Regions from separate parts of the Homo sapiens genome. Here all the other regions are linked to region 2. A link is a contact called in ENCODE Hi-C or POLR2A ChIA-PET data. All regions are on one chromosome and are shown on one strand. Each heading gives the region's core, a stretch centred on a gene start or an enhancer-like site at or near the end of the contact. The rest is flanking DNA. Distances are from core to core; before and after follow the strand shown. Region 1 has its middle 27 kb from the start of RBM47. Region 2 holds the start of SMIM14 (small integral membrane protein 14). Region 3 has its middle 43 kb from the start of RBM47. Region 4 has its middle 56 kb from the start of LINC02513.

Region 1 (2,700 bases), core at 36-2,535, 1.0 Mb before region 2:
TTTCTATGTCCACAATTTAAGCACTCTATACATAACAACTCATGAATCTTTACAGATATTCTCCCATATAGCTTGGTGCATACGAATGTGATATTGAAGTCTGTATGTGTCAAAGTAAAAATTATTGTGGGAAGCCTGAGCACGGTGGCTCATGCCTCTAATCCCAACACTTTGGGAGGCCAAGGTGGGTGGATTACTCGAGGCCTGGAGTTCAAGACCAGCCTGGCCAACATGGTGAAACCCAGTCTCTACTAAAAATACAAAAATTACCAGCCTGGCCAACATGGCGAAACCCCATCTCTACTAAAAACGCAAAAATTATCACCCTGGCCAACATGGTGAAACCCCATCTCTACTAAAAATACAAAAATTACCAGCCTGACCAACATTGTGAAACCCCGTCTCTACTAAAAATACAAAAATTAGCCAGACATGGTGGCAGGCGCCTGTAATCCCAGTTACTCGGGAGGCTGAAACAGGAGAATTGCTTGAACCCTGGGAGGTGGAGGCTGCAGTAAGCCGAGATTGCACTAGTGTACTCCAGTCTGGGTGACAGAGTGAGACTCTGCCTAAAAAAAAAAAAAGATTGTGGGAGCACTAAAGGTGGAAGGATGGGGAAGGCAGCAGCACTGTGAAGAGAAAACTGTTATGGAAAGCGGGAGATTCATGTTTTGCTTGAGCCACTGATGAGTTCTCTGGCCTTCAGAGTAGTTCTCTGAGACTTTGTTTTCCTCACCTGTGAAATGGAAGCATTTGGCCAGATAAGTTCTAAAGTCCCTAACATGTTTGAAAAGTGCTAGGACTTTTTTTTTTTTTTTTTTTTAAGACAGGGTCTCGCTCTGTCACCCAGGCTGGAGTGCAGTGGCACAATCACAGCTCACTGAAGCCTCGAACTTCCTGTGCTCAGATGATTCTCCCACCTGAGCCTCCGGAGTAGCTGGGAAAATAGGCACACGCTATCATGCCCGGCTAATTTTCAATGTTTTCGTAGAGATGGGGTTTCACCATGTTGCCGGAGCCATTCTTGACTGAACTCCTGAGCTCAAGCGACCCACCAGCCTCGGCCTCCCAAAATGCTGGCATTACAGGCGTGAGCCACCATGCCCAGCCTGAAAAGTGCCATGACTTTTTAAGGGAATTTAAGAGATTAACGTAATTAGCAGGGCAGGAGGAGGGCTCCCCAGATGAGTATTGATACCTCAGTGGGACCAAGACTCCCACACTGACTGTGCCACCTGTTTGAGTGGTCTGATTACCCACATCCTCTTTTGAAGGAGCTATGCCCCATCCCTTTGCACGGAGACTCAGTTTCAAGTTAACGTGATCCAGTTCTAAAAGGCCAAAGAGATTCTTTGCTGGCCTTGATACTCATAGGAACATTTTGCCACCTATTTTATTCTGATCACAACCCAGAATTCCTGCACTGATAGATTACTGAGTCTTTTGATTTATTTTTTTGCAGAAGTAAAATCTGGCAGCTAGTAATCTGGTTATTTTCTGATCCTTGTGGCCAGATGGCACTTTCGATGTTAAAACTGTTCAGAGAAAGAGGTTTCACAATGTTCTATACCTTCTCTGCACTGTTTCTCACATATCCACATTTTTGATGATGCAAACTTTTTTCTGAGCCCAGAAACTTAGACATTCAATGATGAAAACTGATGCCGGAAGCTCCCAATGTCTGGTTAGCCAGGGATCATCCTCCAAACCCTGTTTGATTAGACATTCGATACAATGATTTATAGTTCCTGTTTAGATATTCACTTTGATGATGAGCATTTAAAACTTTTTCCATTACAGTTGTTATTACTGCATGATAACCATTATTGTTGCATTAATAATGAATATCGTATAGAACACTTGCATATTGTCATTTGCAGAGTATCCTTTTATATTTGCCTTTTTTGGGCCGAGCACACTGACTCATGTCTGTAATCCCTGCACTTTGTGATGCCAAAGTGTGAGGATCTCTTGAGGCCAGGAGTTAGAGGCCAGCCTGGGCAACAGTGAGAACCCATCTTTATCTATAAAAAAAATTACCGGCCAGGCCCAAATAAAGCAAATTTAAAAAGATACTCTGCGAATGACAATATACAAGTGTTCTATACAATATTCATTATTAATGCAACAATAATGGTTATCATGCAGTGGCTCAGGCCTGTAATCCCAGCACATTGGAGGCTGAGGCGGGCAGATAGAGGTCTGGAGCTCAAGACCAGCCTGGATGATATGGCAAAACCCTGTCTCTACCAAAAATACAAAAAATTAGCTGGGTGTGGTGGCACGCACCTATGGTCCCAGTTACTTGGGAGGGTAAGATAGGAGAATCCCTTGAACCCAGGGAGCAGAGGTTGCAGTGAGCTGAGATCGCACCACTGCACTCCAGCCTGGGCGACAGACAGACGGGGAGACCTTGTCTCAAAAAAAAAAAAAAAAAATTCTACCCAAGCCTTTCCACTGTTTTTTTTTTTTTTTTTTTTTTTTTTGAGATGGAGTTTTGCTCTTGTTGTCCAGGTTGGAGTGCAATGGCGTGATCTTGGCTCACTGCAACCTCTGCCTCCCGGGTTCAAGCAATTCTCCTGCCTCAGCCTCCCGAGTAGCTGGGATTACAGACATGTGCCACCATGTCTGGCTAATTTTATATTTTTAGTAGAGATGGGGCTTCTTCCTGTTGGTCAGGCTGGTCTTGAACTCCTGACC
Region 2 (2,995 bases), core at 144-2,643:
CTTGTCGAGGGGTAATTAACCAAATTGCTGAGGTGGAAGTCTGGGTAAGTGAAAAGGTCATCAAATCTGAGTAAGAAAGCTTGCAGCTTTCACCTCTCCGTCAAGACTGGCAGAGAGGCACTTTCGTAAAATCTTTGTTTGGGATTCACTTTTACTTCGCCACTTGTCCCATTTTAATTAAAGCTTGCCAACTGAAGGACCTAAGAAAACAATATAGTTCTGCATTTTGCCAAATTGGGAAATTTCCAGGGCCCCCAAAATTTAGCGGGGAGACTCAGAGACTAGAATGGGAGAATAGGAAGCACCAACTTGCTCTAAAAGGAAGATTGGGTAAAAGCAGCACTCTTATTCCAGCTCTACAACCAAAGCAACTAAGACTTGGGCTGGCTGGCTGCCTAGCCACAGCATTCCCTCCTACTTCCCCATTATCTCCTGACCAGCAAGTCATCTTTGGTCACATATCTTTAATTATTTAGTTTGAGACAAAGTCTCACTATCACCCAGGCTGGAGTGCAGTGGCGCGATCTCGGCTCACTGCAACCTCCGCCTCCCGGGTTCAAGCGATTCTTCCACCTCAGCCTCCCGAGTAGCTGGGACTACAAGCGGGCACCACCATGCCCGGCTAATTTTTGTGTTTTTAGTGGAGATGGGGTTTCACCATGTCGGCCAGGCTGGTCTCGGACTCCTGACCTCAAGTGATCCGCCCACCTCTGCCTCCTGAAGTGCTGGGATTACAGGCATGAGTCACCAAGCCCGACTACATATTCCTTTTATTAATATTCCTGTTGAACTTAATTTTGGTCGTTTCCGGTGCAAAAATGTTAAGGTAAAGGGAATCAATAACAGCCACATTTGATGTATTTTTGTAATCCCCATCTCCAATTTCCATCCGGGCCTGAGTAACCAAAAACACTTTACAGGGGTAGACTGTCTCAACAGACATCAATTTGTAACCGCGTCTACCTCTACCACGGTATTCTAAAGACTCCGTCGAGGAAAACCTTTAGCTCGGGCAACGGGAGACACATTACAGAACACTGTCCGCCGCCGAAGAAACAGACGATACGCGGGAGAGTTGAACAGACACCCGGCCTCGCCCCGATTGCTTCACAGTCCTCAGCCACGCCCCTCCCAACCGGAACTACATCCCCCGCACTCCGCGCCCCCACGCACAGCGTGTCGTAGGCGTCCGAAGCCGCAGGCTCCCGCCCGGCTTCCCGGGACGCACAGGGCAGGCGCTGGGCATGCGCATGCTCGGCAGGCGGGGCAGCTGGAGTCTCCAGGCGCTGCAATCTGTTGCGCCGCCGCCCGCGGGAGCCGGCAGATCCGGGTCTTGTGGCTAAGAGTGACGTGGTCACTCGAATCAAAACAGAGGAGGGGGAGGAAGCCGGCGGCCAGAAACGGCAGTGGCAGCAGCGTCCGGAGCAGCCGCAGCCTTCTGGAAGCTCCAGGCGGTCTTTCTGCCGAGCCTCGGTCCCGGCCCCCATCCTCCCCGCCCCATCGGTTGTTGTCTGGGCGGGTGAGTGTCTCCCCCTCTCCCACCAGCGTTTGCTGGCTCACCCTCCCCTCGCCCCAGTTTTTCCTGGGGGCTCCTCAGGCTCTCGGGGACTGCGGCGGCTGCGGCAGAACAGGGCTGTTTCTCGGGCTTGGCGTTTCCTCGGCCGGGCTGGCGATTCTGCACCGGGAGAAGCTCCGCTGCTGCCGAGCCCGCGTCCCCCGCGAAGAGCCTGCAATTGGGTATTCTCTGCAGGATGTCAGAGTCGGGGCTTTGCAGGCAAGGGCAAGGTAGCCACGGGTGGTTTTATTTTTAGGATCAGATTGTCGACGGGTGGAGGCGTATCATGGAGTAAAAAGAGAGTCGTAGCTGGAAGGAAAAACTCACAAATCCTGAAATCCACACTATCTTGTTTACCGTCTCCCTCAGCCCTTTCTGGGTACGGTGAAGTCACTAGGATGCGTCCTTTGTTGTGATAAGTGAGACGAGAAAGCTGACACCCTGAAAGCGAGAGCTTTTTAGCTCCTATTGTGTCGCGAATTTAAAGGATCCCCTTTTTCTGTTTGCTCAGTAAGTGGAACCAAGGCTGACAGTAAAGAGGTAGCAGCACCCTTTATTGGAACTAATAGTGTGTGATAAACTGGTTACCGGCTCTACCCGAAGTCCCGTGTTGCTGTTTAAAGGCAGACTTCACCAAAGTGGCTGTTTATATGTGCCAGGATTTTAGCCGAGATGGTTTGCTAGCTGTAGAGAGTCGGTAGGATGTTTTCAGTTGCCCCAGTTGGCAAAACCGAGGCTGTGGCCTTAATAGAATGTGTTACTTTTGCATCGAGAGAGTCGGATGAGCTTCACACACGTAATAGCTACATTTGCAGAAGAGACCTTCCAGTTTGTGTGTGTTATTGTCAGAAACAGCAGCTGTACATATTATAACTTGGAAAGCGTAAGACCTTCCAGGTGTTGGAGTGTTGGGACGCTTAGGAGGCATTCTTGCTGCCCAGCGCTGTGGAGGTTGCAGGAGGCTTTGCATTCCCTTCCACTTAGGGTGGCTGGCCGCGCAGATTCCTTTAGTGTAGCCTGCTCCGAACTTGCCGCTCTCCGCGGCCGTCGACAGCACTGCGACCAGAAAACCAAACCTTTTTGTCCTAACTTTTTTTTTTTTTCCAACGTGGTGTTTAAGAACACCGCTTCACCCCCGAGAACTCATTAATTGAGGTGTTTCAGTGGTTAACAGCAAGAAAGAACAACAGTACGTGATAGTTAATTGCTCCTTATCAAACCCAGGAAGAGTTATGAGTTTAGATTATTTCCTTGAAGGGTATGTCCTTGTGGTATAACATGAACCCCTTAACGAATCTTTTCTCCAGTGTTTGCCGTTGAGATATTTTTTCTTACTACTGTAGTTGGAATCCTTCTGATTTAGAAGAAGGAAAGATTTCTTGAAGTTCTTTTTCAGCTTTTTACCTTTTATGCTAGCCTATAACTAATATTTTTGGTTAT
Region 3 (2,923 bases), core at 293-2,792, 1.0 Mb before region 2:
ACTTCCAAATCAACTCATTAATAAATGCTCCAATAAAAACAGTGTACTTGTTATGCGTGAAATGCTGTTTTAATATTCATACATATAAGAAAGGTAATGATAGGTGTTTACCATAGACTGTTTGGAGTCTGATCTTTTTTTTTTTTTTGAGACGGAGTCTCGCTCTGTCACCCAGCCTGGAGTGCAGTGGCGTGATCTCCGCTCACTGCAACTTCCGCCTTCCCAGTTCAAGCTATTCTCTTGCCTCAACCTCCTGAGTAACTGGGATTACAGGCACACGCCACCACGCCTGGCTAATTTTGTATTTTTAGTAGAGACAGGGTTTCTCCATGTTGGTCAGGCTGGTCTTGAACTCCCGACCTCAGGTGATCCGCCTGCCTCGGCCTCCCAAAGTGTTGGGATTATAGGCATGAGCCACAGCCCTGGCACCGGAGTCTGGTCTTATACTTGATTCACTGAGTAGCTCAGTTACTTAGTTGCTCCCTGCATCAAAGAGGCTCTTATAGTAATAGCAGCTATTAGCAGCTGGCAACTATTTTACACACATACATCATCTCTAATTTTCAAAAGAGTTCTGCAAGGAAGGCATTTGTTGTAGGCAGAATGTCTAAAATGGACCCTAAAGATGTCCTTTATCTCTGGAACCTGTGAATATGATGAGATTTCACTCTGATGATTATATTATGTTGTATGGCACAGTTGACCTTAAGAAAGAGTGATTATCTGGGTGAACATGAGCTGCTAAAGCAGAAAGCGGCAGGCATGGTGGCCCATGCCTGTAATCCCAGCACTTTGGGAGGTCAAGGCAAGAGGATCACTTGAGCCCAGGAGTTTAAAATCAGCCTGGGCAACATAGCGAGATCCCCACTCTACAAAATAAATAAGTAGATAAAAAAAAGAATAAAAGCAGAGAGCTTTCTCTGGCTGAGAGCAGAAGTCAGATGTTTTCCAAGTGTCAGAAGGGTTAGGTGTGTAGTTGCTGCTTTGGAATAGAGGGTCACTGTGGAGGAAGGGGGCAGGCTTAAGGAGCTGAGAAATGGCCTCTGCTGACAGCCAGTGAGGAAACAAGGCCTCGGTCCCACAACTGCAGGAACCTACATTCTGCTGACAACAGGGATGAGCTTGGAGGAAGACCCTGAGCTCTAGGTGAGGACACGGACAACCAACATCTTGATTTCAGCGTTTCAAGGCTCTTAGCAGAAAACCTGGTTACGCCATCTGGGGCCTCTGGCCTACAGCACTGTGAAATGATGAGTGGGAGTAGCTCTTACCCTCTAGATCTGTGCTAATTTATTACACAGCAGTAGAAAACTAATAAAGCATTCATACCCTCCTCCTGCAGAGGAGGAAACTGAGGTTCAAGGAAGTTTAGTAAATGTGGTGAAAACTATCTTGAGAATGTGGTTAGGGCAGGATTTGATGCAGGCAGACAGACCTACCCACGTCACCATTCAGTAATGTGTTAACCAACCAAGATCCACAGGATGCAAAAGGAATAAAGCTCTTGATAGAGGGAAGGATGACTCAGCTTTCTACTCAGTTTTAGAATGACTCGGATTCTTATTTACTATTGGCTGAACAATGGCTTGGGTTTCTGCAAGGATCTTGATCTGTGGGAGTGGCTCCCACGTATCTGCTCTGTTGAGATGTATTAGCTTGTCTCCTTTTTTCGCTACAAGCATTAGATGACTGATTTCCAAACGAGTGAAGCTGAATGGATTTAGCCAGATTAACATTCTAACAGCAAGAAACAGGGGAAGAAAAGGCAAATCCTGGGGCGCTTTGTTAACACACGGAATCACTCACACAAACATACTCAGGAAAAGCCTTCTCTCCGAGGCCTAGCTTTGTAGATATTCAGCTTCCTGAAGACACGCCAGTTTTAAAAGGAGGAGTTCCAAAGAGCACTTACCATCAGGACCTGGCCCCAGCTCTTCATGTGACCTTTCCTTCCTCTTTCCGGCTCACTCCACTCCAGCCGCAGGACCTCTGGACCCTCCCTTGAGTTATGCTAAACTCCTGCCTGCCTTGGGCCACTGTGCCTCTGTTCTCTTTGGCGTGGAATATTCTTTCTCTAGTTCATGTCGTTAATTCACTCAGATCTCTGCTCAAGTGGCATCTGACTGGAGTGTCTTTCCCTGACCAACTTATTTAAAGCAGCGCTGTTCCCTGCCCGTCACTGTCTCCTTATCCTGCTTTATTCTTTTTTTTTTTTTTTTTTTGAAGAGGGGGTCTTGCCCTGTCTCCCGGGCTGGGGTGCAGTGGCACGATCTCGGCTCACTGCAACCTTCACCTCCCAGGTTCGAGCGATTCTCGCGTCTCAGCCTCCCAAGTTGCTGGGACTACAGGTACGTGCCACCATGCCTGGCTAATTTTTGTATTTTTAGTAGAGATAGGGTTTCACCATGTTGGCCAGGCTGGTCTCGAACTCGTGACCTCAGGTGATTCACCCACCTTGGCCTCCCAAAGTGCTGAGATTACAGGCGTGAGCCACCGCGCCGGCCCCTGCTTTATTCTTCTTCATAGCACTTTGGCTACCTGATATGCCTCAGATGTACAAATATGTTTATTTGTTTGTCATTGCCTTTCTCCCGCATGAGGTTTTGTTTTATTCATTGCTGTATTCCCAGTATCCACAATAATTTACAGCACATAGTAGGGAATCAAATATTTGTTGAATGAATTAATGAATCAAGAACAAAAGCACTGCATCTGTTAAATGATTTGGCATTCCTGAGCTATTTCTGCACCTAATCTCTCTCTCTCTCTCAGGGGTATTTGCTAATGGGTCTAATATGGGAAAGATACTTAATTCCATGGTTGTACAAAATCTAGAATACAGAAGATTAAAACCTGGAGACAAGGCCGGGTGCAGTGGCTCAAGCCTGTAATCCCAGCACTTTGGGAGACTGAGGTGGGCAGA
Region 4 (2,700 bases), core at 89-2,588, 1.3 Mb after region 2:
GCACAGTCTGCTTTTGCCAGAGGACTGGAAGCACTTAACACAGAACTCTGGCACAGAGCATCATTCTTGTTCCCCCTCTCTCCTTTTAAACACTGAGAACCAATTTACCTGAGTGAGTGCCGAAAGGAACATTTCATCCCTTTGCCTTACTCATTTTAATCGGAGGGAATGAGGTGTGTGTTCTTGCTCGCTGGCGGTGCTAGACGCCCGAGGAGATGCATGGAATTCCTCTTGGGTGAATAGGAAATAGAAAAGGAATAGCTAACGAAGGTGGCAACTATTCTGTGCCCTTTAGAAGTAAGTGCTTCCTCCTCCCTTCCTGCTACACTCAGCATGCAAACCCCAGAACCAAGACTGTATAACACAGGTAAATGGAAATATTCCCATCACAAGAGGAAGAAACCCACTCCCTACCCAAAACAAGGGGTAGGAGGCAAAGGTGGCTCAAATGCACAATAACAGTGAGAGCCCACCTTTATGGAATACTTAAAACACACCAAATACTTTATGCACAGTGACTCATTTAGTCCTCAAAACAACCCTGAAAAGTGGAAAGCAGGTGCTTCTATTTCCTGAATCTGCAGATAAGGAGGAATGTGAGATCACACAGATATTATTTTAGTGAAGGCAGAATTCTAATCCAGGCTTTTCTCATTTAGCGTCTGTAGCTTCACCATTAGGCTACAAAATTAGCTAAATTAAGATACTTATTTGGGAGCGGATAGCAATTTAGAAGGGAAATTTTGTTGGGTTTAGGAGTGGCTCAAGTAATACACCTTGGGATTCCTGGCCTTTGAGGACTATCATCTTCCATCTTACCGTAGGTCTCCAAAATCCATTAAGCACATTTCACAGGTGCAGGGACAGAAAGTTTCCACAAGGAATTGACTCTGGAGAAGCAACAGTTAAGCACTCTCTAGCTGTCTTCCTGTCAGATCAAGGCTTCTCACTCAAAGGAATGTCAGGAACCTATGTGGCACACACAGCCTTTGTGTGAATTCGAAAGTAGCACCTCTCCTGGGTAGATGAGTGGCAAAAATCTGCTCTTTCTGGGAGGATCCTTCTGGAAGGGTAATATCCACACTAAGCTTCACTGCTTGGCAGGGGTTGGGCCAGATTTCAGCCCCTTTCATACCCCTGCAGCCAGGTTCAAGAGTGCAGCAGAGCCCTGGTAAGCCAAGCTCCCTTTCCAAGCCAGGACTCTGCACCTGTTAAGCCCAAGTCACTCTTGCTGAGCTGTTACCATCTTTGGTGGTTGTTTCACGTGATTGTGGTCTCCTGTCAGCTCATGAGAGGGCAGAACCCAATTACTAGATTACTCAGAGTGCTGGTTTTCTTTTTCTTTCTTTTTTTTCTTTTTTCACCGCACTCAAGGCTGTGGCAGCCAAAATTTCCCTCCATCTCCCTGGTTTGACTCAACGAAGCTAGGCTGACATTGCTGTACATAGACTGCTAGGAGACTGTGACCATACTACACCATTTTTTCAATAGCGCTGACCAATTTCAATGGCTTGATTTTGTCATCGGATTGTATAAAAGAGCATGAAAAATAATTGGCAGTGGATAAACATTTTTCAGTCCACACTAAAAACGTAAATGTGAATCGATTACAAACCATGGGGAAATAAATTTGGTCAAAACTTAGTCATTTCGCTTTTGGAAATTTGTAGTAAAGAAATAATGCTAAATGTAGAAGAAAAACAAAAACCTCTGTCCACAAAGATAGTCACTACTGCGTTATTTGTATTAATACTAGGGAAAGTTGGAAATTAGCTGTCTTTATGGGAGAGCTTGTAGGTTAGGTAAATTATGGTATTTACCACATAATAGAGTTTTACAGCATTTTTGGAATTTGTGTTTCTGAAATGTTTGTTGGAACATATATAATGTGTATGTTGTTACAAGAAAAAATGTCAGGAAGCAAATAAATGTAAATTATAATCACAACTGTGTCAATAATGCTTAGAAAAATTTAGAAAGAGGACACACTAAAGCAGTCTTATTAAACCTAATGAAAATAACTACTATTTGTTGAGTTTTTGCTGTGTGTGAGGTACTGTGCTCAGTGTTTTTACATACATTAATTCAGTTTATCCTTCTATTAACAACTTGTGGTAAGTACAATTATTATGATTCCCATTTTATAGATGAAGGAATTGTTGCAGAGCTAAGTTAAATAACTTGCCCAAGTCATGTAGCAGAAAATGTAAAAGCTGGAAGATGAATCCAGGAAGCCTCAACAGCCACGCCTCCTAGCTGTTTGTCAGCTAGTTGAAAAATAGAACAAAAGATAATATGGAGAGATATCATTAAAAATATTACATAGAACAGGTTGAGCCTAGAATATGATGGGGTAGTGTTACAAGTACCCAATAACTAAATGGAGGAAGTTCTGTTTACCCAGGTAAAGATAATACAGTTCAAGCATCAATAACTGCAGTAGACTGAAGCACATCAATATTTGTGAAGTTACAGGTTTAAAATTACTCAGGAAAAAAACCCTCATCGGACACGTTTAGAGAAGCTAGGAAATAGCTCATTTCGCTGAAAACTGGTAAATAGAAAATAACCAAGCATTTTTCCTGCTTTTACTGTGCAAAATTTAGGGTAACTAAAGAGTTGATGAGGACAAATTTCCTTTAATGGAAATATTCCACATAACGAACGAAGCAGGAATAGTAGAATAGCATCCCCATAAAA

Evidence for each region. Hi-C counts contacts between places; a loop is a spot of excess contacts on that map. ChIA-PET counts read pairs that join two places held with the same protein, here RNA polymerase II (POLR2A). Pooled maps may share reads with other maps.
Region 1: a loop to region 2 is called in a pooled map, with 2.8 times the contacts of the local background. The contact joins the enhancer-like site here to the promoter of SMIM14 in region 2. A Hi-C loop is called at or near these places in 2 of 37 single-sample maps with no recorded cell type and 3 of 50 pooled maps. POLR2A ChIA-PET finds 5 or more read pairs at or near these places in 3 of 52 experiments (BJ, GM12878 and WTC11).
Region 3: a loop to region 2 is called in a pooled map, with 2.1 times the contacts of the local background. The contact joins the enhancer-like site here to the promoter of SMIM14 in region 2. A Hi-C loop is called at or near these places in 3 of 50 pooled maps. POLR2A ChIA-PET finds 5 or more read pairs at or near these places in 2 of 52 experiments (BJ and GM12878).
Region 4: a pooled map shows a loop between it and region 2 (2.9-fold over the local background). The contact joins the enhancer-like site here to the promoter of SMIM14 in region 2. A Hi-C loop is called at or near these places in 3 of 50 pooled maps. POLR2A ChIA-PET finds 5 or more read pairs at or near these places in 2 of 52 experiments (B cell and K562).

What each region holds. Positions count from the first base shown.
Region 1 is chr4:40,655,141-40,657,840 of GRCh38, reverse strand. No RefSeq gene overlaps it. Among named protein-coding and RNA genes, the nearest start is that of RBM47, 27 kb to the right of the region's middle. Within about 2 kb of position 1,285, at least 3 of the 41 ENCODE cell types and tissues checked have a DNase peak (open chromatin) inside an H3K27ac peak, as active enhancers do; they include GM12878, where a contact is called at or near this core.
Region 2 is chr4:39,637,263-39,640,257 of GRCh38, reverse strand. SMIM14 (small integral membrane protein 14) reads left to right here and starts at 1,393. Exons shown (of 5, transcript NM_174921.3): 1 at 1,393-1,519. SMIM14-DT (SMIM14 divergent transcript) reads right to left here and starts at 1,118. Exons shown (of 6, transcript NR_183845.1): 1 at 964-1,118. RefSeq lists an enhancer at 734-1,451.
Region 3 is chr4:40,671,675-40,674,597 of GRCh38, reverse strand. No RefSeq gene overlaps it. Among named protein-coding and RNA genes, the nearest start is that of RBM47, 43 kb to the right of the region's middle. RefSeq lists an enhancer at 1,117-2,316. Within about 2 kb of position 1,542, at least 13 of the 41 ENCODE cell types and tissues checked have a DNase peak (open chromatin) inside an H3K27ac peak, as active enhancers do; they include GM12878, where a contact is called at or near this core.
Region 4 is chr4:38,309,214-38,311,913 of GRCh38, reverse strand. No RefSeq gene overlaps it. Among named protein-coding and RNA genes, the nearest start is that of LINC02513, 56 kb to the left of the region's middle. RefSeq lists enhancers at 1,210-1,369, 1,380-1,509. Within about 2 kb of position 1,338, at least 6 of the 41 ENCODE cell types and tissues checked have a DNase peak (open chromatin) inside an H3K27ac peak, as active enhancers do.